Regions from separate parts of the Homo sapiens genome. Here all the other regions are linked to region 2. Evidence: chromatin loops called from intact Hi-C (ENCODE). Cell type or tissue: psoas muscle. All regions are shown on one strand. Region 1 overlaps LDLRAD4 (low density lipoprotein receptor class A domain containing 4). Region 2 overlaps LDLRAD4 (low density lipoprotein receptor class A domain containing 4). Region 3 overlaps LDLRAD4 (low density lipoprotein receptor class A domain containing 4).

Region 1 (8,000 bases), 290 kb before region 2:
TCCTTCCAGGAACCCCACGTGTGCCTCCAGGACCACACTGCTTGTGTGGAAGCCAGGCATCCACGGGCCGCCCTCCCTGAACACAGTGACTGACTGCATCTTACAGATGGCCACCAGAGACATTCAGACATCTAAGGAAGCCTCACCAGCAGACTTCATAACCCATGGGCAACCAGGAAGCTCTTTCCAAAACGGAGCTACCTCTGGTTCCTCGGGACCTTGTGGAGGGAAAACCACATCATTACTCATGTGTATCGTGCAGGCAGTTGTCCCACATGGGGAGTCATCCAGTTAGAGAAAGAAGATGTGTCTGTGTAAGGGAAGTGGAAGATGACAGGAACATTCTTCTGCTGGAACTGGGTAGTGGGGACATAAGCATCCACTGGAATTGATGATTCTTAATACCTCACACATAGGTTATACATATTTGCTTATATCAACTCAATATTTAATAAGCCATTTTTAAAAGAGATGCCAGGCCAGGTGCAGTGGCTCACATCTGTAATCCTGGCACTTTGGGAGGCCAAGGCGGGAGGATCGCTTGAGTCCAGGAGTTCAAGGCCAACCTAGGCAACACAGCCAGACTCTGTCTCTGCAGAAAAATCAAACAATTAGCCGGGTGTGGCAGCATGTGCCTGTAGTCCCAGATATTCGAGAAGCTGAGGCGGAAAGATCACTTGAGGTTAGGAGTTCGAGGCTGCAGTGATCTAGGATTGTGCCACTGCACTCCAGCCTGGGGAACAGAGCAAGACCCTGTCTCAAAATAAATAAAGGAACAAAATGAAATGAAGGGATGCCAGCTGCCTAAGGAACACAGGCTGATATAAGGCCACTCTCCTTCAAAGAAGGTGCCGTCAGGAAGCATCGTGAAAGGCTTCTTCTCCAAATGAATCGCCATTATCCAGGGTAACAAACCTAAACACCTTTATATGACCTTATACAGAATTTATAAAACTTTTTAGGATTGAAATACACTGATGCTCTCAGACACTGATCCCTGAATCAAAAATAGTGTCCACTTGAAGTGCCGCTCTGTTGGTTTTTAGAAATAAACGAAATTTCAAATGCCACCCTAGCAATAAAGAGCCACACGATGTACACACATTTGTGAAGGAGGGCGCTACCAGAGTCCTCAGGTCTCTCCACAGCACACCCTCCCCGACGGCCTCAGAGGCACAGGTGTCCCCTGGATCTGTACTGTGCCACCAAGGTGACATCTGAACAAATACAGGTGTGTGTTGGCTGCACAGGGCTAGAACTTCCTGTAAGGCACGAGGGCTCCTCTAGGACACCCGGAAGAGATCGTTCATGGCTTCACTGCTGCTGTAAAGGTTCAACCTCATTCGAAGTTTGTTACTGTCACTTGTATTTGCAACACCCTCACTTTTTCTACATTCAATTTTGGGTGTAGGGAAGAGGGGGATATGTAAATAAAACCTTGATATGGTCCAAAGACCTACAGTTCTTTTTTCTTACACATGGACACTTTTAGGAACCAAAACATTTCAGCTTAGGCCGAGTGCAATGGCTCAGGCCTGTAATCCCAGTGCTTTGGGAGGCCAAGGTGGGTGGATCACTTGAGGCCAGGAGTTCAAGACCAGTCTGAGCAACATGGTAAGGTCCCGTCTCTACAAAAAAAAATTTTTAATTAGCCAAGCATGGTGGCATGTGCCTGTAGTCGCAGCTACTTGGGAAGCTGAGGTGGGAGGATCCCTTGAGCCCAGGAATTCAAAGCTGCAGTCAGCTATAATTGTGGCACTCCAGGTTGCACTCCAGCCTGGGCGACAAAGAAAGACACTGACTCAAAACAAAATGAAACGAAACAAAACAAAAAATTTCAGGTTGCTTAAGAAATTCCCCATAAAATGCAAATAAATACCTCAAGCAGTAGTGATCGTAATATAATTTAGAAATGTTTCAGCTCTCCAAATCTTGTGTCATTGTCTGACTTATTTATTAGGTCCTTAAAAAGGTAAAATAAAGAACCATTGTTAAATGATGAAACATAAACGTGAATTTGTAAGTCTACTGAGATTCCTTCAAGAGGCTGGCAAAACAGCAGGAACCTTTCACCAGTGCTATACATCTGATCAGTCACTTGCATTACATGACAATTTAGCATTTGCTCATCTGTGTTGGTGTCTATGTGCTGTAGTTTTAGTTTTTGTTTTTTAAGACAACTGTCCTATAACCATAAGCCATCTAGGACAACCTGGCTTCAAAGTTACATTCAAAGTGACATGCAAGAACCACCACCACTCCTTGTTTGTCTCCTGTTCTTTGCTCCACATTTGGAAGCTTTTCAAAAAGCAAAGTCAGAAATACTCATCCTTCCTTCCCTCATGCCTACAGGCAGCTCACCAAGGATTTTGGTTTCTTTAAAACCAATGTAATAACAGAGGCAGGCAGAAGAAAGAATGCACGCCAGTGTTGTGCACAAGGAAGGCCTATTCGGGAGACGAACAGAACCCAAGCCTATCGAGACCATATGCTCCACCGCTTACATTTGTCTTCTCTAAAGGCTGACCCTTTAACAGTTATGTAATTCAGTTACTTCACAACCATTTAAATATAGCAAAATGTCCACAAAGAAAAAAAGTTGCCCACCCACCTAAATACCTTCCATGCTTTGCCCACAGTGGTAATGTGGGGGTGGGGGTGGGCAAACATGCCTTTCAGTGAAAGCATGGAGAGATGTTACAGTCCAGGGCTTGAAAGAGCCTCTGTCAATGGCTTGCTCACCTACAAATAGTGTAGGGTGGGTTTGAGCAGAGACGTTGAACCTACAACTCTCACCTGTGCACCAGGATGTTTGCAGAGGCTGGGCAGCAACACCAGCCTGGGTTTCACCAGGGCTTCTGCATGAGCTTAGCTCATCAAGCTGCATTGCATTAAGCCTGTGATCCTGGGATTAGCTCAGAGACACAGCTGTCCAAGGTGGAAGTTACAAGACCAAGCGAACCCACGGCTTCTTTAAATAAATATACACATAGACACAAATATGGAATTTAAATAGTCTTAAGACAGTGTTAACAAGTAGTCCCCAGAGAGGGCTACCACGGCCTATGATGTCAGCCTTTCCCATTACCTCGTCTGTCTCTATTTGGCCCTAGAATCCTGGCTCACCTGTCAGCGAGGCCCACCTGACTCGGATATCCATGGTCAATTATACGAGAATGGGTTATTTAACTCTTAGCTTTATAAATGGAGGAAGGAAGCTTTATAAATGGAATCGATATCTGTTGTATATTTATTATATGCTAGACACTGTGCTAGGTGATTTATTTGTATTCATCTAATTCCCACAGTAATTATGTGAAATTGGTTTATTATCTCATTGTAGAGAGGAGGAAACTGAGGTTTAAAGAAACGGTTTACTCTTCCAAGGTCACAGTTCACAGAGAGAGTCAGGATACAACCCAGGACTTCAGCCCTCCACGAGTTATTATGGATTCTTTGAAAATGGGTGGGCCCCTATTATGGAATGAGACCTATATACAGTTTACTAGAAGTTAGTACAAGAGTTAACATATACGACAAAGTACACATGAAATACAACAACAATAATCTCCAATCTCTCCAACTTCCTGGCAAGAGGCAAAAGTCTGTTGGGACTGTATGGATCATGCTTTCTCCAGCACCCCAGTTCCCTGAATTGATCCACAATGGTGAGCTATGGCCCTTCTAGCTGAAAAAGCCTATATTACTTTCTGCTGAAAATTCTCAGGATGTCTATCTGAATTTCTCCAAGTTCTGACTTTGAATCAGAGTCTTCATCAACAAGATCTCTAAATACTTTTAAATGTTTCAAGCTTAAAAAGACAGGCTAAGTGTGCCAGGGTAGGACCCACCTTATACACTTTTACCTTGGCCTGACAGGTGTTCCATGAGTAACCTCTAACACGCTCTCATGAAATCAAAGCCCAACATAGGTCCAAGGCTTGGGGCCCTGGTGATTTGAACATAGCAAGAAAATTCAGCATAAGCTCTGAAAGCTCACAATAAACGGAGACTGATGAAGACGATGAAGGTGGAAGCCTGTGAGGACCTGTCCGCTCCTAAATATCTGAGGATCCAGCTCCCCACGGGATCCCCAAGAAGAAGATCTGAAGCTCCTGAAGTTTGCATTTTCCCTAACAAAAGAAGGGAAAAACACATGTAATTTAATAACTTCTTAACTATATAAGTATGGCCAAAAAATGTCCATGGAGACACAAAGTTGCCCACCCACAAAAACATCTTGTGTTTAGCCCACAGTGGTTAACACGGAAAATGTGACTTGCTTACTGATCTCTAAATGTGTTCTGAAGCAGCAGACAGCTCAGATTACAGAAACCGTTACTAGGCTGTCTGTAAGCCTGGAGACAGGAAGGGTGCAGAGTGTATTACAGTGAGGGCTGGCCAGGCTCTGTCACCTGTCAGGGCAGCTCTGTGACCCCGGGGCAAGTGCCACCCAGAACAAAGCAAACTGCAATGTAGGGCAGGCTGGATGACATGATCATCAGACTGTGCACACTTATGGAGCTTATGTAATGTGCAAGACCCTGTTCTGGTGCTGGCCCTCTGGGCAGTTTAGACCCTTATTCGTTTAAAGGAACTGCTGCTGAGCAACTAGCATCTGTGGCCAAACTTCATCCACTGCACTATCATTTGATAATTCAGAGACAATCTCCGAAGTCCAAAAGGCAGTGAGAGAAGACAGGATAGGGTAACGTATAAAATAAGCCAAAAAAATTTACTTTTCAGTGCAAGTGATCTCCACTGCCAAATTTATTTTCAAGCAAAATGTGAAATCCCAACATATTACAGCCAACTGGAATTTGACCAGTAATACCCAGGACAGTATCGGAACCTAGTTATCCCAAAAATATGGGTGTAAATTTTAAAGTTAAACATAAATGCAGTTAGAGTTAGAGGAGGGAGGAGGCAGAATACCTGGAAAAATCAATCTCTAATTTTCTCAAATTAAATGCAGTAGTCATTAGTTCTCTAAAGCTCAAGGAAGAATTGATCAAGTCCATTTAACCTAGGAACTGTGAACTACATAAAATTACTCAATGAATCTAAGGAAGTAAGAATCCAGAATGTGAACATCAAGAGCAGCAAAACTATTAGGAACATAATATATGTCCAAAAGCATTAAGGTTTGAAAAGAACTCAACACCCACATTGTAAGCACACAACCTTTTCCACTCCAGAAGCTCATGGCGAGCACCTCACAAAACCACAAGGGATGTTCCTGTTTTGAGATTATTTTCTTACAAAGTTGTCCCCAAAGGAAAGGAGGCCACAGATGACTGAGTGGCTATAGTTATGTAGGGTTTTAGGAAGATCATTCCTGTATCATGACTCTGGTGGAGGTTTATTTCAGTCAGGTACTTCATGCCACAGCAGATGTGTGGCTGAGGGGTTAAAATAATGGCATAGCTAAAATATGGCCACATTTTCTTACTCAGCCTATATCTACCCTGTAGGCCCAGCATGAGACACAACCATGAAAAGGAACAGGAAGGAAATTACATTTAAAAACAAAACACGATATTTTGCCTTCCAACCTGATTTAGATAAACGGAGCAACGCAAGCGCTCCTTGTTAGAAACTTAATTTCTATGCATAAAGAAATGTCGACTACATACATCAGCTGTCATGGTACATACATCCCAGATGTTGTACATCTTTCTGGTCCCCAGAACATGCCCCATGCCAGTGACGCTAAAAATACATTTCTTGTGTGTTTCCTCATACAGTCTGATTTGGGGGCATTAAGCTGAGCAAACAGAGAGGAGGCCAAGGTCTTCTCTTTGTTTTAGGTCTGGGGATTTTTATTCCTGAGAGCCAACGTTTCTTGGCCCAGCACGCCCGAGGGAGAACCAATGCTGGGGCTGTTCCGGCACCTGTACCCATGTCCCCGCCTTTCCTACTGAGGGGCCAGAAACAATCACTGTCTTTCTCATCCCCGTCCATTCAAGTCAGTCCTTGAGGGAAATTTCTACCTATCAGAAAACGATTACAGAATTCATGTCATATATTTCCTTTCTTTACCCATAATTTTCAAAGAATATGCCCATTTTCTATTAATAGTACACTGATAACCTGTGTGACTATTTATTTATTTTGAGACGGAGTCTCACTCTGTCACCCAGGCTGGAGTGCAGTGGCACGATCTCGGCTCACTACAACCTCCTCCTCCCGGCTTTGAGCAATTCTCCTGCCTCAGCCTCCTCAGTAGCTGGGATTACAGGTGTGCGAGACCATGCCCGGCTAATTTTTGTATTTTTAGTAGAGATGGCTGGTCTTGAACGCCTGACCTCATGATCCGCCCGCCTCAGCCTCCCAAAGTGCTGGGATTACAGGAGTGAGCCACTGTGCCCGGCCCTGTGTGATTTCTTTTTGAGCACATTTTGCCTTCCCTTTTCAGAAACAGGATCTAAAGCTCAGTGGACAGAGGCCTTCTGAGCAGGTCCAGTTTTCTCCTCTTCCTTCTGCAGGCTGCACTTGGGCCGCTCCTCACAGATCCTGTGTGTGAGGACATGAGTTCCATGACTTCTATGGGTGAACTAATCCAGGCTTGAAGAATGTTGCTCCCAGAAATCACTGCCGTTTTCCTAACTTACATGTATTAGCTTTTCTTTGGAAGATCTGAATTTAATTCCATTTTTTTCCAAGCAGATAAAAAGATCACTGGAGCACCATCTCCACTATCTTCCTGTTTTGTTTTGTGTTGAAGTTTCCCTCTCACTCCTCACCCCAGCCACATTAATCCTCTCCATGCTTTCAGCCGTATCTCCCTCTGCCCCAGGTAGTGCCTCTCTGCTTCCATACTCTGCCGTGGAGACAGACAGTCCATCACCAGCCCTGGCTGGGAAACTTAACAGGTGTTGACACTGTCATTCTGCACCAGAAAGGCCAACCCAACTGACTTTGCCTTTCCTCATATTTTTAAAGATGATTTTTTTATTTCAATACTTTTGGGGTATAAGTGGTTTTAATCACTTGGGTGGGTTCTATAGTCATGAATTCTGGATTTTAGTGCACCCATCACACAAGCAGTGTACACTGTACCCAATATGTAGTCTTTTACCCCTCGCCCCCTCCCAACATTCCCCCCAACTCTCCAAAGTCCATTATATCAAAGATGATTTCTAATAATTATTTATGCCTCTCTTTGGAACTCTCTCTAAAGGACTCCTGCATCATAGAACCAAATAGTTTTAGAGCTAGAAGAGACTTTGTGAAGGTTATTCAGCCTTGTACAGAAGAGAAACTGAGGCCCCAGGAGGCTGCATGACATGCAGAAAGTCTCCAAGCTGACTCCTGGGATTTAGCTAAAATCATAGGTCCCCATTCCCACAAAAACATATTACCTCTTCCATTCTAGATCTAACCACGGAGAGGCTATCCCCACTTTACGCAGTTCAGATACAAAAACATCTCAGTTCCCATGATTTAGTTAAATAACACCTGCCTCTGAACAATACGGTTCACATTTCAGTTACTACAACACAGACATACTCGGAGATGCTGCAGATTCAGTTCCAGGCCGCCAAAATAAAGTGAATATTGCAACAAAGTGAGTCACACAGATATTTCGGCTTCCCAGTGCATATAAAAGTTAGGTTTCCACCATACTGTAGTCTCTCTAGCGTGTGACAGCATTACGTCTAAAAAAGGTACATACCTTAAATCAAAGACACTTCATTGCTAAAAAGTGCTAATGATCACCTGAGCCTTCATTGTGTTGTAATCTTTTTGCTGGTGGAGGGTCTTGCCTCAATGTTGACGGCTGCTGAATGATCACAGTGGTGGTTGCTGAAGGCTGGGGTAGCTGTGGCAATTTCTTAAAATAAGAAAACAATGAAGAGTGCCTCATTGATTGACTCTTCCTTTGACAAAAGATTTCTCTGTACATGCAATGCTATTTGATAGCATTTGATCCACAGCAGAACTTCTTTCAAAATTGAAGTCAATCCTCTCAAGCTCTACCAATGCTTTAACAACTA
Region 2 (8,000 bases):
ATGTGCTCAGGTGCCTGTGAACAAAACCACACCGATCATGACCAGCCCTAGAGAAAGTGGTGCCATCTTGCTCCCTCCAGCACGGTAAGCACCCTCCATTCCAGCTGCTTCCAACCCCTCAATGAAAGACTGTCTTTAATTAGTTCATCACCACCTAGTAAAGTGATTTTTTCATCTCTCTCAAGCTTTAGGAGCAACAGCTTAAGAGGTCAGGCACTGTTCATAGTTGTTGCAACTCTGGAAGGGCTGATGCCTTGGAGGAAAGCAGAAAACTTTAGCACATTTGCAGAGGATGTGGAGGTCCTCCACAGACGACACAAGAATGGAGTATGGAGGATCATGAATTTTCTGTCTGCCCATCATGAATTTTCTGTCTGCATCCTTAGGGGCAAGACTAGCAAAGAGTGTGAGGTCCAATAGGGATCATTTGAAATGAAGAGAAGCGACTGAACAAGGTATGGTGGGGCTATCCAGACAGCCAGGTGCTGACTCCACCCCCTCCTGGCCCTCATTCTCCATTGCAAGTTCAAGGCTACCCCTAAAGAGGGAGGATGAGGAGGCTGGGGGAAGACCAAGAGCAGTCTATGCCCATCGTATCCTATAATTTGTTTAAAAGACATGTTATTAGAATGTTTATTGCCCTGAACCTACCTGAGTAGAATTTAATTCTATTTTATTTTATTTTATTTTATTTTATTTTATTTTATTTTATTTTATTCAAATTTTAAAAAGCACAAAGGTCTTACCCCACCTACTGAGATCATCCACTGACATTATGATGTTTGGCCTTAACAAAATTCTAGCAAACAGCAAAACTCTTTTCATCGATAAGCCAGATGACACAAAGTCAGATTTTCAAAATAAAAAGATAGGAAAGAAAATTTAAACGTCATGTGCCCATATCATTTACTGCCAAATTTGCAAAGGTTTTTTAAATAATATTCGGCATTGACAAGGGTGCAGTCACCCTCTTCTCTGTGGGAATCTAAGTTGCCTCTCCCATTCTGAAAGCCCCATCTGGCAATATTTTTGGAGGACCCTTAAAAGTCTTATAGCCCCCAATTTCCCTTTTAAGAATCTACCCAAACAATGTTTTAAAAAATGTTCAGGCCAAGCACAGGGGCTCACGCCTGTAATCCTAGCACCCTGGGAGGCCAAGGCGGGAAGATTGCTTCAGCCCGGGAATTTGAGACCAGCCTGGGCAACATGGCGAAACCCGGTCTCTACAAAAAAAAAAAAAAAAAAAAAGCAAGGCATGGCAGCATCTGTAGTCCCAGATACTTAGGAGGCTGAGGGCAGAGGATGCCACAAGCCTGAGAAATGGCGGTTGCAATGAGCCGAGATCACACCACTGCACTCCAGCCTGGACAACAGAGCAAGACCCCATCTCCATTTTTTTAAATTATCAAGTTATGTAATAAATTTCTAAAAAAAAAGTTTAAAGACGTTCAATGCAATCATATTTATAACAGAGAAAACCGGTAACAGCCTCAATGTCCTAAAACTGGTTTTAAAAAAATAACAATATAACCATAGAATAGAATATTATACAATCTAGAAGTAGGATTTTTGGAGAATATTTAAATCACATGAAAAATATTCATGAAAGAATGCTAAGCTTCCTAAAAAGTACATAAATGACTTTATAATTAATTAATAAACCTGGAATCTACTAACCTACTAATCATCTCTAGCAGTGAGATCATAGATAATTTCAGTGATTTTTATTTTCTTCCTTCTTTCCCTATTTCCTAATTCTCTTCAGTACACATGTATCAGGAAAAGAAAACGTTATTTGTCCCACAGATGCTGCTAGGAGCAGCTACCCCAAGACAGGCCTTGCACCTTGGGTCATGACAATGCGTGGCTACTGAGAGCTGTTGACAGAGTGGACAGGGCCCAGACCAGGACAGTCTCTCTAGAGGTCTTCACCTCCTCAACCGTAACTTAATCAGCCCCATGCCGGGCTAGCCCCATGCCACAAAGGCTCAGAAATGCCCTGCAACATGTGGGACACCTGGTAGTATCTACATAGGGGTCAGCATCCATCCCAGCTGCTGGGGGTGGCTCAAGAGCTGTGAGGGACACCCTTTCCTGCCTGATACCGTGGACCAGTTTGCAAAGAGCTGACTGTCCTGCTAGGCCCATGATATGTGCATCTCTTGGGTACTCCCTTTAGGTCCCACAATCTCAAAGATTTAGCTTGTCCAAGGTGGACAACATTTCATAGGACGTACACGTCAATATGCATGATTCATTTACCTATACCTCATGGAGCAAAACAGAGACTCTTGGCCTGGCGCAGTGGCTCACACCTGTAATCCCAGCACTTTGGGAGGCTGAGGCGGGCGGATCACTTGAGGTGAGGAGTGAGAAACCAGCCTGGCCAACATGACGAAACCCCGTCTCTACTAAAAATACATAAAATAGCTAGGTGTAGTGGTGCATGCCTGTAATCCCAGCTACTCAATTTAGGAGGTTGAGGTACAAGAATCGCTTGAACCTGGGACGGAGGTTGCAGTGAGCTGAGATGGATCACGCCACTGCACTCCAGCCTGGGTAATAAAGGGAGACTCTATCTAAGAAAAAAAAAAAAAAGAGAGACTCTTAAAGATGGGATAACTTTTTTTCATTTTTAAAGAAACTGTAGGCCAGATGCAGTGGCTCATGCCTGTAATCTCAGCACTTTGGGAGGCCAAGACGGGCGGATCATGAGGTCAGGAGATCAAGACCATCCTGGCTAACACGCTGAAACCCCGTCTCTACTAAAAATATGAAAAAATTAGCCGGGCGTGGTGGCACGTGCCTGTAATCCCAGCTACTCGGGAAGCTGAGGCAGGAGAATGGCATGAACCCTGGAGGCAGAGCTTACAGTGGGCCGAGATTGCGCCACTGAACTCCAGCCTGGGCGACAGAGCGAGACTCCGTCTCAAAAAAAAAAAAAAAAAAAAAAAGAAAGAAAGAAAGAAACTATAGTGCTCTTTGTCCTGGGATGAACTGGATCCCTCCGAGTGAAGAGACAGCTGGTGGGGGCATTCCCAGCACACACCCCCAGACCCAGGCAGTTAGCTGCTCCCAGGAACCGGGCAGTCACACTCCACCAGGCTACACCCAGAGGTGCCATGGGGAGGCTGATGGAAGTGGTTTTAAGGACCAGTGCAGAAGAAATATCTGGCAATACCAGCACTCCTGCTGACTGTTGCTTTGTCTTTCTCTCAAGGAACTCAAGGGATAAGGTGGACAGAGACAAAGCTGCCATGGTCCAGTGCTCATAACTGAGGCTCTTGCCACAGGTAAAACAGGCAGAGAGCAGAGATTAGGATTAAAAACAGGGGAGGGAGTTGGGGAGGGAGGGCTACAGCACGGAGGCAAGAAGGACAAAACCCTGAACTTGCTGGCTGGATAGAGTCCCAGTGGGACCTGTATGGGGACAAGAAGAGAATGGCACCCTGCCAGTAAGTGGTCCCAGATGAAGAATCCCTGACCCAGGTCCCACCTCATTTAGCTCCAGAGGCAGATCCCAGAACCTGGAGCGATACTGCCCAGGCTGCTCCACCCTTTATTCACAAGTTGGTGACTCTGGGCAATGTCTTGACATCTCTGTAACATGCAGATGGCAGGAGGACCCATGTCACAGGGCCGCTGTGAGGATTAGATTAGTGAATCAGTGTATGGCAGCCCTCAGAACAGAGCCTGGCACACAGGAGAGGCTACAGAAGCACTTGGAGCTGCTGTTATTATTATCTGCCCACGTGCCCTGGTTAGAGGTCAGGGAGCCCTTCGGAAAGCAGCCTGGCCTCCTACAGCCTCTCCAGCGGCTGCCTTCGGAAGCAGAGAGACTTTCCAATGGAAATTCCCTTGCAGCTCTGTGCACAGGTTGCTGGCCCCTGGGGCCACGGACTCCGAGAACAATGCCTGGCTGTGCATTGCCGGCCCAGCCCTCTTCTGAAGAATCCCAGCAGCCAGGCCAGCAGTGTACCAGGAAGCCACACAGTGTGGCAAAAAGCCTGCCTGCCATTCTGCAAACCCCAGAGGCAGGAAGTCGAAGCACATCTGCAGAGGGTCCTCGCGACACCTGGCATGGAGGATGGCTAGCCAGTGTGAGTGGGAAGAATTTCTTTCTCTCAAGGCCTACTTTCAGGAGACTCTCTAGGTCCTTTTAGGAACAGAGCAGATGAGGGCAAACACACATCACTCACACCCACCCCCTTCCCTACCTTAACGCCACTCAGTCGTCCAGTCCCCAAGTCCCATCCACAAAGAGAAGAGCAAATCATTTGGCAGGGGCCCCTGGTATGAGGTGGCTTTGTAACATGAGCTGTGTGTCCGCAAACAACTAGGGCAAGACCATTAAGTTCATTACACCTGTCACTCTGCCAGCTGAGCTTCCAAATTGCCCAGATGAAAGTACATTATGCCCAAGGAGTGCCACCCAGGCCCTCCCAGGCCAGTACAGCCTTATCTATCGTAGACAATTTGTTCTCAGTGTCTGCACCTGCAGAAAGAACACAACTGTAAACAGCTTGAAACTTGGCTTTGAGATACTTTAGGCCCTGGGCAGCTAAGAACAAAGTTGAGGTCTCCTGGGAAGAAGCTAGGTGCCTGATTTCCCTGCTCAGAGGAAGAACGGGAGTGTGGACCAGAGGTGGGGCCAGGGCAGGGGAGGAGGCGGAGCAGCCTAGCAAAATAAAGGACACAGAGTTGCTCCTTGGATTCTACTGCCCTGCAGTAGAGCCAAAAATAAAAGCAAGGCACACCCTTTTCATTTCCGAACCGAGGCACAGAATTCTAGGCGGCAGGCAGAGGCCCTCTGCGCAGCTGCATGCACACCAGGCCCATGAGCGGCGCCCAGCCGGCCGCCGGCTGCAGAGTGCGTTTGCAGTGCAAGCGTGTTGCAGACAGCGGTAATTTATTTATCCCTGTCATGTAACATTAACAATCTGTCTGGAGCTTGGCAAGCACCAACTTGCACTGTCACATAAACTGTCTGACAAACTTAAAGTTTCGTAAATGCTTCTCTTTTTCCAGCAGACAATAAAGCATCCTTAAAAAAAAATAGTTGTCATCTTTTCTGTTCCTTTTCTCTCTTCCTCTTCCAAAAAAAAAAGGAAGAAAAAGAAAAAAAAACCAACAACAAAAGAACCCATGCAAACAGAAATGATCCCTCAGCAGGATCCTTAACCCTGAACAGCTCGACATTTTTCCGATGCCAAGTAAATGAGTAAATAAATGGATGGGGGGAGTGACGTTGTAGGAGACGGTTGAGAAGGGGGTACAGAGGAAAATCTGCAAAACAAAAGTACAGTCATTAAAAATTAATAAAGGGTGTGGACATCCAGACCCCACCCCCGTCTGCTCATGGGGATTGAGCCAGACATTCTGTGTCCTCGTTAAGTGGAGTCTGGCAGGCTGCCGGAGTGTTAGTGGGTTCTGGGAATGCCAATATATTAACCAGAGGACTTTTTGCATACCCTTTAGAGTTTTTATTCTAGAAAAGTCAACCATTTGGCACAGTGCAGCATTATTTTTGTCCGGGAAAGCTCGCAGCTGCCAATCAAGGGAGAAATTATATCTATGTTCTTTGTAATCTCCAAGACCTATCTGGAAAACAAGCTTGGTGGAAAGAAAAGTCTTCACAAAAACAGCTTAAAAGGCCAAAGTACCATTTTTAGTGAGAACTCAAAAGAAAAGCAATCCATTCTTAAATCACATGGATATGTGACAATACAGACATCATTTTCAATTCCTCCTGTGATGGAAAAAAATGACATTAACTGAAAATTCAAACCCAATATTTTCAGCATAATTAATAGTACAGGTACTAGCTTCAGTCCTTTCTCTGCCTAACAATGAAGCAAACAATGCCCCCCAAAAAATGTCCCTAAAAAGTGGCAGGTCTTGTGGCCTAAATTTTCAAATAGTAGACAGAACCTTTGCATTCCTATTTTGAAACTTAAGACTCATCTTCCATGTACACCCGTAATATAGGTCAAGATGTAATTCTAAACTAACACAGTTCATATAGGCAGAAAGTCTCTTTGACATCAGAAAATAATGGCTTCCAGGAGATTTTTTTCTGAGACCTAAAAAAAGGAAGGAACAGAGGGAGAGAGGGAAGGAGACAGAGAGGAAGGAAGAAAGAAAAGAATAATTTTGGACTACATAGCAATTTTGCCGCTATTCATATTTAATATCCATGTGCCGCTATACATTCTGTTAACTATTTCCAAAAATTTTTCCAGGTTAATATGGTGCGCTCTTCTTTTACAATGTTTTATCACTTCTTGAGGGATAACATTTTTCCTTCTCTACTAACTCTTACACAGGAAGAAGGACACATCATAGAGACTGGATAAGCCCAGATTCCAAAGAAAGATGAGAAGAAACATGGCAAGGACTACCAGAAAGATCAGAGCAGTCTACAATTTCAAGAATTCCTGCCCAGGGCCCTGAGGTGGCTTTGGTTTTACGTGATGACGTAGAGCAGTCACCTCCCACCCACCACAAGGAGACTTTATGCTGGCTACATGCAGAGACGTCAGGAGCTCAGGGATCTCTGCTGGACTGCCTGCCAGAAACCATGCACAAGGAGCAAAAGTCACTCTCCTCTGACTGTGCTTCCCTATCAGTCAGGGAGGTTACCCCTGCAGCAGCCCAGAGCAAAAACAGAGAGCGTCCCAGGAGCTATGAGGCTGGTCTGCCAGGCTGCTAAGTCAACCAAGACTACAGCACAGTCCCAAACTGTAAACACCTCTGCAGACGGGCCCTTGCTCTCCGCGTGCCAGGCAAGAAAACTATTCTTAGAACACTGTCAGCAGTTGGGGGAAAATAAATATTTGTCTATGTATGTATATACTCCAGTGGGAGTAGGGTGGGGTGCAGGAGTCTCAAATAATGTGCCAACAAATTGGCACAAAATCCCTTAATAAGCAGCTGGCACTGGCTGCGTTCCACTGCAGGATTGTGGTCTTGCAAACCAAGCCCATGAGAGGATTCAAGAGACAGCCCTAAAAACCTGCCGGGAAGAGTCTTCTCCAATGTAAATACAAACCTACACGAACCAGGACCATGGCCAACAATGGCAAGCCCTTCCAAGGGTAACAGCAGAATGTTAAGAAATTAGAGAGGTCATTTAAAACAAGGGAGGAAGGTAGCTACAATTCCATTACAGCAAATCCCTTACTGGCATTTACATTCCCAGCCCTAATTCCTAACACTGTGTTCAATGTCAATAGCAAAATGAAGCTCTTAAAAAGAATTAAGCTTTCAAAGATCATAAGGAAGTTAGCCCCCTGTTTTAAAAAGCACTGCTTAGAAAGGTCCATCAAATAACATTTCAAGGGTTGATGGGAAACCAAATATAATTCAATAAATATACATGGGTAATACTCAGACATCCTCATTTGTCTATGTAATGACTCAGATTTGACACTCTGATCCTTGACTGAACACAAAGACTATATTCCAGAAGAATTGTGCAGAGTACAAAGGGAGAGTTACAGATGACAACACACTCGAGTTAAAGACTAGAAAAGACAATACCATATACAGAATGCAGACATGACTTGATGCAATGGCAGTCTCCCTGTGCAGACTTTGCAGAACCTTCTCTGTCATTCAATACTCAGTCCTGAAGCTCCAGGGAAGATACAGAGAGGAGGATGCCATTCTTGGCTAGCCAAACCGGCAGAAAGGGCCGTTTTTAAAAGGAAGCTTCCCAGCACTAGCCCTTCGAGAAGGCACCAACCTCCTTACCAGCCATAGGACCCTATTTTTGAGAGTCAATGCTGCTCACCATCTCTATCCACCTCTACTGCAAATAACTTACTAATACTAGCGCTCAGAACCCACATTCTGTGCAGCTACTCTTACCTCACATCCTACAATGCCTAACACATAGTAGGCCCTCAATAAATATGTATTGCAATGGTAATTAACATTTAGAAAGCAGCGCTGGTCCGGGGATGAGAAGATGCCAAAATAATTAGAAAAGAGAAAAA
Region 3 (8,000 bases), 190 kb before region 2:
AACCTGTCTGTGGTTCAGTTCCCTTAGCTATAAAAAGGAGACAGAAATAGTACCTACCTCACACGTTGCTATGAGGATTAATTGAAATAATATAAATAGAAAGCACCAAGAATAGTGTGGCACAGAGAGTATTATGTAAGTGTATGCTATAATTATTAATGATACCTTCTATTTTCATAAGTGTTTTTCCCTTTATTAAGAGTTTTGTAAAGGAATTAATCTTGTATAGTTCATACCTGTGTTCTTCCATTGCATAGAGCATAGCTTTTATTTGCTATAGCAAATAACATTTTTGCAAATAGCAAAGAAAATTTTGTTGAATAAATAAATGAGTGAATGAATTCCTATATTACTAGACACGGGCAAAAATGTTTTAAGGTGCCAGCATCATACCAAGAAACACAGATGTCAGAAGTAGACACAGAGCTTTCTTTAAGCCATCATATAATTCAAACGGTGGTTCTCTGCTGAAGCCTGTTTTCACCGTGTGTCTCTATAGCAGAGACGTGATCCCGAGCCCTGCTCACATGCCCAGAGAGATGACGAACCCATTAAGTGAAGGTGGAACCACCAACCACTAAACACAAAGTTCCTGTTATTGTTGGAAAAGGAAACTGGAAACAAAAGCCAGGGTTTCAAAAAGTGACAGTGCTTGGAGGATCTCATGCAAACCACTTAAAAGAAGGGCAAGAACTGGAAGAGGTCTGGGTACCCCACACTTGGCTGGAGAACACAGAATCGTGGGCATTCGCATTTAAAGCTGCACACTCAACCCTCAAAAGGTGCTCCTGGGCATCACTGGGCCCACTTCGCCAAAGGGAAACTGAGGATGATGACTCGCCATAGCTCAGAATAGCCCACGTGTGGCAGAGCTGGACTCAGCAGAGTGAGGACTCCAGTGTCCCCGCCAGCCCGATCTCTTCATGGAAGGTCTGGTCAGCCTGCCCTCAGCCCTGCGCCCTGCAGGGCACTGTGATGACTGGCCAGCACAGCCCACACCAAAGCTCTCCTACGACGCAAGTCACCGCAGAGATGAAGACAGAGCCATGCACGTTCCCCTCCTCTCAACCTCCATCCTGGAAGGCTCTCCCCTGGGACTGAGACACAGCTTCAAAGAAGGAGCCACGTGGGGTACAAGGGCATAGAGGGAGCACCCCTCCGGGCAGCCCAGGCTCCCCACCCACCCTGATGCCTGCTGGGCTGGGACACCGGGCAGCGTGGCCCTGGCTCCAGGCCCTGGCTTTTCCTTGGAGAACTGGAATCCAGTGGGAAAGATGGATATGGCGGACTGCAAGGGTTTGCAAGGGACCGTCCTGGGGGGGTGAGGTTTGCCTCTCTAGTAACCTGGAGGTGTCATCCACTTTGTGTATTAATCCTGGGGGCTCCCCTCAGTACACTACGTACCTGAAACTCTTGGAAACAAGAGCAGCTCCTCAGACAGCCCTAACCACCGGGGAGACAAGTCTGCCTATACAACCAGACTTCCTTTGGTGGGAAAGCACACCTCCCACCCCACACCCACCCTAGAGTAGCCGGGGCCTTGGCCTCAGGGCTGCCACCGCAGCTGTTCAGAAGAGCCACATCATCAGCTCAGGCGCACTATGTGCTATAGACACAGGCACGCAAGCCTCGTCTGTGGGGAAGGGTCGTTAACTGGAGAAAGGTCATACTTCCAGTCTATTACCCACCGTAATGAGCAAATGCAAATGAGAGACCTTTCTCAGGTCATAAGAGACTGTGTGTTTTGGAAACCTGAATAATCCCTTAACTGAGGAGGAAACTCAAGAGGAATAAGCCAGCATTTCTGGGGCTCAGGGCCCTGTGTTGTATTATTCCAGAGACCTCCAGGCAACAGATGCCCCCACAACCAGCCTCCCAGAGTAGCTGAGATTACAGGCATGGACCACACTGCCCAGCCCAGCTGTACTCTCACAGAAAGAAGATATAAAACTTCTTGGAAAAACTTACTAAAGAATGCAAATTACTACACAGCAATCTTTAGGTATCTGTAAGCACTGGACATCTCCAGTTTGAACCACAGACAAATGTCAATTATCCAAGGTCATGCATGAAAACAGTACCAAGAGTGGTTGCCCAAAAAACACTTCCATAGGCTTTGCAAAGAGTCTGTTTTAATACTTCGCTTGGCATACAGATGTGTCTGATAATCAGGGAGTTTACTGCCTGGCAAATAATGAAGCCACCCTAAGAAGGTCTACACAGTCCAAGGACAGAAGGGCGTGTGGGCTTCTCCTTCTCGAGCTCCCCACCCTTTCCTGCTGAGGACAGCAAGGGCAGGTGTCTGCAAGCCAGCCTCCTCCCTCACCATCCCTGTCCTGAGGAGATAATGAGTCCTTTTGGTTTAATGGACCTCCTGCTGGGCTGCAGCAAACACAGAAATGCAAAAGTAAGAAAGAAACTGTAATTTGTGACAATGGGGGACTTTAGCATATTCTCCAGTTAATCGTGTAATTAGTAAATGGAAACATGACTCCTCTTTGTAAAATTCAAATTCCACAGCCTGGCATCAAATGCACTCCAGTGTCTGGGTCCTGCCTGTCCTCTGGCCTCTAAGTGACAGTGACAATAGAGATGCCAACTGCATGAGGAAGGTACTGAACTGTACATTCACTGGCCCACTTAGTGCAATGAGGTGGGTATCAGTAACCCCATCCTACAAGGATGAAACGGGCTCCAAGAGGTCATGTGACTTGCCCAAAGCAACAAAGCCAAGCAATGGTGGGGATGGAGGCATCTCCCAAGGATGCCTGGCCCCAAGGCCCACCTGCTGTCCCTTCAACCAAGAGTCTTGCCTGCTAAGGCAGGCACCCCAAGATGTTCATCTCTGGATTTCATTTGTGCCTGGCACAAAACGAGGCATGAGGTAGACCTCCACTACAAATTTTGGAACAAAGCATGGTGGACTATAGTGCACCTCTGGTTTGAGAAAATATGTCCAGCACACCACCAGAGCAACACCATCCACTTATTTAATGATCACAAACAAGAAAACCTCGGGTATGGGTAGAAACGCAGGTACTCTCTTATAATTATTTCTTTTCCCAGTGATTTAAAAAAAAATTTTTTTTTTTTAATTTCTGGAGTTTCTCTATGTTGCATGGGCTGCACTCCTACTCCTGGGCTCAAGCACTCCTCTGCCTCAGCTTCCCACAGTCGCTGAGATTACAGGCGTGTGCCACCCCGCCCAGCCCAACCATACTCTCTCCTAGAAAGAAGATATAAAACTTCTTGGAAAAACTTACTAAAGAATGCAAATCACTACACAGCAATCGTTAGGTCACTGCAAACACTGGACATCCAGTAAATGTTGACAGTTGACTGAATGATTGAATAGAATTCCCAGACGTTTAAAGACATAATTTCCGTACTCAATTGAAGACATTATCCCTTTTCCCAAATCACATTCTACCAGGCTGTTTCTGTCAAATACAGTGTTCTTGAAAAATTACTGCAAGTGCCTGGTCAGAGACCTGAGGCCTCGATTGATCACACTATGAGATGAGGTTAAACGGAGCAATTCAATTTACAAAGATATTGATGCATGTTTAAAAATACTGTGATAGAAACTTCCGCAGAAGCTCACATTTACTTTGTCAGAATTCTCTATCAGCTTAAACACAAAATAGCCGGAATTTACGAACAGTTGACCAATTACATGTCAGTGAGTAGTGAACACGTACAGTGATATTTCTTGCCAAGCACTGAAACCTCCTTCCCTCCCCACTTGATAGGTCTGTGGGAAAGGGAGTGCCTTTGCAACAGAAAACGCAGATACAAGCACAGCACTGGATTCCAACCTTCCTTACAGCCAAGCACAGTCATGCGACCCAAGCTCCACTCAAAGCACCATCCTGGGCTTGACGTGGCACTGGAAACATGAGAAGACAGCAAGGCTCAAGAGGAGCCCTTCCTGCTGGTGGTGGCTGTTGCCTGCAAGAAGAATCCTGACTGATGCACAGCCTTGCTGTGATCCTGTCAGGTCACACACGCTGCCCTTACTACGTACCAGGAGAAGGAAGCAGCGCATCCAGGAAGCTCAGGACAGTCTTCAACTATGAACTTCTCAGCTCGGTTCATAGATCAATAAAAATTTGAGAAGCTGCTGGGAGCAAAGTGATCGTCCATAAGATCATGTACAAATTGGTACATTAAGTGCTCAGTTCATTCGTTCACTTACGGAGCGCCTACTGGCTGCCGGGTGCTATTCTAAGACACTGGGGCTTCAAAAACAAGGAAGACAAAAATCCATGCCCTCCAAGAGCTCATAATCTAGAAATGCTAACAGGTAAACAAATCCTTTTCTCACCACCGTAATTATATAGCTAGTTCAGTCCACCTGCCCTGCTGGAGTGGAGGCCCATAAAGTCGGGGACCCTGTCTGAACCTTCACTGCTGTCTCTCTAGTTCCTCATGTACCTAGTCCATAATAGGCACTTGATCAATATCATATGAATGGATGAGAGAGAAGTGAATGAATCTCATTCATTCAAATAGAAACACCATGGTAAATGTTATAATAGAGAAATATGGAACCTTATGATAATACTTCTTTATAAGGGAGATATTAGCTGACCTGAGTGCTGAAAATGAGCAGAAATTTTTCAGAGAGAAAAGAAAGATAAGGATACTTTAAGAGCTGGAAAGAACAGAGGCTGGGTGTAAAGGACATGTCATGCTCTAGGAATAGTAGGCAGTGTGATGGGGCCAGAGATTACATATGAGGAAGTAGCAGACAATGCAGTAACTGAGGCAAAGTCATGCCACTGATCTGACTACTGTCAAAGAGTTAGGGAATTGCCCTGAGCAAATACTAACTTCAGAACTCAGTGCAGGCCAGGCGTGATGGCTCATCCCTGTAATCTCAACACTTGGGAGGCTGAGGTGGGAGGATCACTTGAGTCCAGGAGTTTGAGACCAGCCTGGGCAACATAGTGAGACCCTATCTCTACCAAACAATTTTTTTAATTAGCTGGGCATTGGTGATGTGCACCTGTAATCAGCTACTCAAGAGGCTGGGGTGGGAGGACTGCTTGAGCCCAGGAGGTCAAGGCTACAGTGAGCCATGATTGCCCCACTGCACTCCAGCCTGGAAAACAGAGTAAGACTCTGTCTCAAAGAAACAAAAAAGAACTTGGGTGCAGACTACTGGGTTGGGTCTCATGATGGCAATTTCAACAAAAGTATCTGTATTATTCTGTTCTCACACTGCTAATAAAGACATAACAGGGACTGGATAATTTATAAAGGAAAGAGGTTTAATGGACTCACAGTTCCACATGGCTGGGGAGGCCTCACAATCATGGCTGAAGGCAAATGAGGAGCAAAGTCACGTCTTACCTGGTAGCAGGCAAGAGAGCGTGTGCAGGGGAACTGCCCTTTATAAAACCATCAGATCACATGAGACTTATTCACTATCATGAGAACAGCATAGGAAAGACTCATCCCTGTGATTCAATTACCTCCAACTGGGTCCCTCTCACGACAGGTGGGAATTATGGAAACTACAATTCAAGATGAGATTTGGGTAAGGACACAGCCAAACCATATCAGTATCCAAGTAAAATACTTGGAAGTAGTAACATATTAGTCTAATAGCAAATGCTTTGTTCAAGCATTTGTTAAGCACTTACGGCAAAACTATGAGATAAGCATACTAACAAAAGATGATTTTGCTCTTAGGACTCTATAGAGGCACTTTTTTTTCTTTCTTTTTTTTTTTTTTGAGACAGGGTCTGGTTCTGTCACCCAGGTTGAAGTGCAGTGGCACAATCTCAGCTCACTTCAAACTTCACCTCCCAGACTCAGGTGATCCTCCTACCTCAGCTTCCCAAGTAGCTGGGAATACAGGTGCATGCCACAACACCCAGCTAAATGTTTGTATTTTTAGTAGAGACGGGATTTTGCTATGTTGCCCAGGCTGGTCTTAAACTCCTGGATGCAAGCAATCCACCCGCCTCAGTCTCCCAAAGTGCTGGGATTATAGGCGTAAGCCACCGCACCTGGCCCGTATTGATACTTATAATAACTAACTGCCATCTTCTCTGGTGGCCATGAGAATGCACCCCATGGACCTTCAACTGGAGGGGCAGCCACTGTACCCTAAAAACCCATTCCTGCATTTTGCCCTGAATCTCCACTTCCCACTAACAAAAAGCCATCCACTGAAATCAAGCTAGCCTTTTACAAACAGAGCTTTCAGTTTCCCAAGAAATAATCAGTTTTATGAATTTCCTGCCAGCATCTAACCTGATTGGCCTTATCTCTTAGATTGTTAGCCTAATCACAAGGCAAATCTGAGGAAGGAGGAGAAATGTATACACAACATATTTCAAAGTCCAGTGTAGGCCATTATCTGTCATCCTGGACTCCTTATATGCTATGTTTCCATCCATTAATGCAGATTAAGCCTCACTGTGTAAACAATAGCAAAACTGAATGTCAATTAAAAGGGTATACATACCCATAAAGGTTTCTGTAAACTTCTTACTTTGAGATAATTTTAAATGTGAGGAAGAGTTGTAAAATCACTAGAGTTCCTGTCTACTCTCCTTAACCCACCTTCTCCAGTGTTTACATCTGACAGCTGCAGTGCAATCATCAAAACTAAGAAATTAAATTGGCATACTCCTATTATTATTTGAATTTCACCAGTTTTTCTGAATAATGTCCCTCTTCTATCCCAGGATCCCATCTAGGAGCCTGTGGTGTGTTTGTCCCGTCTCCTTAGCGCCCCCCATCAGGATCCCATCTAGGAGCCTGTGGTGTGTTTGTCCCGTCTCCTTAGCGCCCCCCATGCCATGTCAGGTCGGAAGTCCCTCCTTGCCTTTCAGAGCCTTGACACTTTTGAAAACTGCTGGTCCAGTGTTTTGCAGAACGTCCTTCGATTTGGGTCTGTGCGGTGTCTTATCACGATTAGAATAAGATTCTGCATTACTGGGAAGAACACCACAGAGGCAGTGTGCCCACTCAGTGCGTCGTGCCCTGGGGTACCACGTGTGGGTATGTTTATTGTTGCTGATGTTGACCTTGAGCACTCAGTGTTTGCCAGTTTCCTTCACTCTAAACCTACTATTTTCTTTTCATAATTAATAAACATTTATACTTGGAAAGACACTTTGAGACTATTCAAATATCTTGTTTCTCCTTTCTCATTGACTAATTTCAGCACCCAGTATCAGGTCTCACCTACAGCATCATTATTATGATGTTCTGATGGTGATTTTCTATTTTCCTCAATTCTTCTACATGTACTAACTGGAATTCATCTGAAACTCTTCTCCTCCAGCTTGCGAATGGCCCAAGCTGTCCCTAATCTAAGAATGAAACAGTCCATTAAGAATTAGTTTAGAGAATGTTCATGCTGTCAGATATAATACAAAATTGGCATATGTTCTAGAAACTAAATAAGATACAGGTTGAAGATAGAAATGTTTAAGAATGTAAATTGCACATAAGATACAATAGGTTAATAGTCTGACCTATCTATCAGTAGCTTAAAGTCTTCCTGTGTCTAATGGCAATAAATAAGAGACAAGGTTATTTAATAATCTATAGGCAGGGTAACCACAAACAATATGGTGAGGAATCATCTATAGTTAAGGACAGATCCCTAGAGGGCAATTAAGCATTTTACACAGGATCCCCAAGGGGGCCCCCACACATCTCCCCCTTCCCTGGGAGGGGAGGCAGCAGCCTACCCACCCCTTCCAGGCCCTCCTCAATCACTCACTCACTGCCATGAGGCCTGGTCTCATCTGTATTATGAAACTAGCCAGTTACTTCCCTAGTGAAAAAACAAACAAACAAACAAAAAACAATAAACAGTGTGATTATACCATGTCACGGAGGTAATGTGGAAAACAGGCAGAACCCAGCTCTTCATGGGCAGGCCTATTTGGGGGTCAGGGGTGGGCTGTGACACAAAGGCAGGATCACACAGCTCCTCTGAAGTCTCAGTAAGATGTTCTTAGAGACCTTCA

What was found. Peaks named below come from ENCODE experiments on the same cell type or tissue, not always from the same donor. Only the 100,000 strongest peaks of a DNase experiment are listed, where the experiment ranks them.
Region 1: it touches region 2 in a loop (5-fold over the local background); 18 of 110 quality-filtered maps call a loop at or near these places.
Region 3: a loop joins it to region 2, with 2.3 times the contacts of the local background. A loop is called at or near these places in 7 of 110 quality-filtered maps.

The regions. Positions count from the first base shown.
Region 1 is chr18:13,509,628-13,517,627 of GRCh38, reverse strand. All of the region lies in intron 4 of LDLRAD4 (low density lipoprotein receptor class A domain containing 4), which reads right to left. Among named protein-coding and RNA genes, the nearest start is that of LDLRAD4-AS3, 43 kb to the right of the region's middle. RefSeq lists a silencer at 4,325-4,434. In psoas muscle, no CTCF peak of the experiment used is centred here; a DNase peak (open chromatin) is centred at 4,427; H3K27ac peaks cover 5,610 bases.
Region 2 is chr18:13,219,429-13,227,428 of GRCh38, reverse strand. All of the region lies in intron 1 of LDLRAD4 (low density lipoprotein receptor class A domain containing 4), which reads right to left. Among named protein-coding and RNA genes, the nearest start is that of LDLRAD4, 4.7 kb to the right of the region's middle. In psoas muscle, no CTCF peak of the experiment used is centred here; DNase peaks (open chromatin) are centred at 3,818, 4,328, 4,808, 6,748 and 2 weaker places; H3K4me3 peaks cover 4,474 bases; H3K27ac peaks cover 5,047 bases.
Region 3 is chr18:13,408,995-13,416,994 of GRCh38, reverse strand. The region is part of intron 3 of LDLRAD4 (low density lipoprotein receptor class A domain containing 4); the gene reads right to left. Among named protein-coding and RNA genes, the nearest start is that of LDLRAD4-AS1, 15 kb to the left of the region's middle. In psoas muscle, no CTCF peak of the experiment used is centred here; a DNase peak (open chromatin) is centred at 3,904; H3K4me3 peaks cover 342 bases; H3K27ac peaks cover 2,115 bases.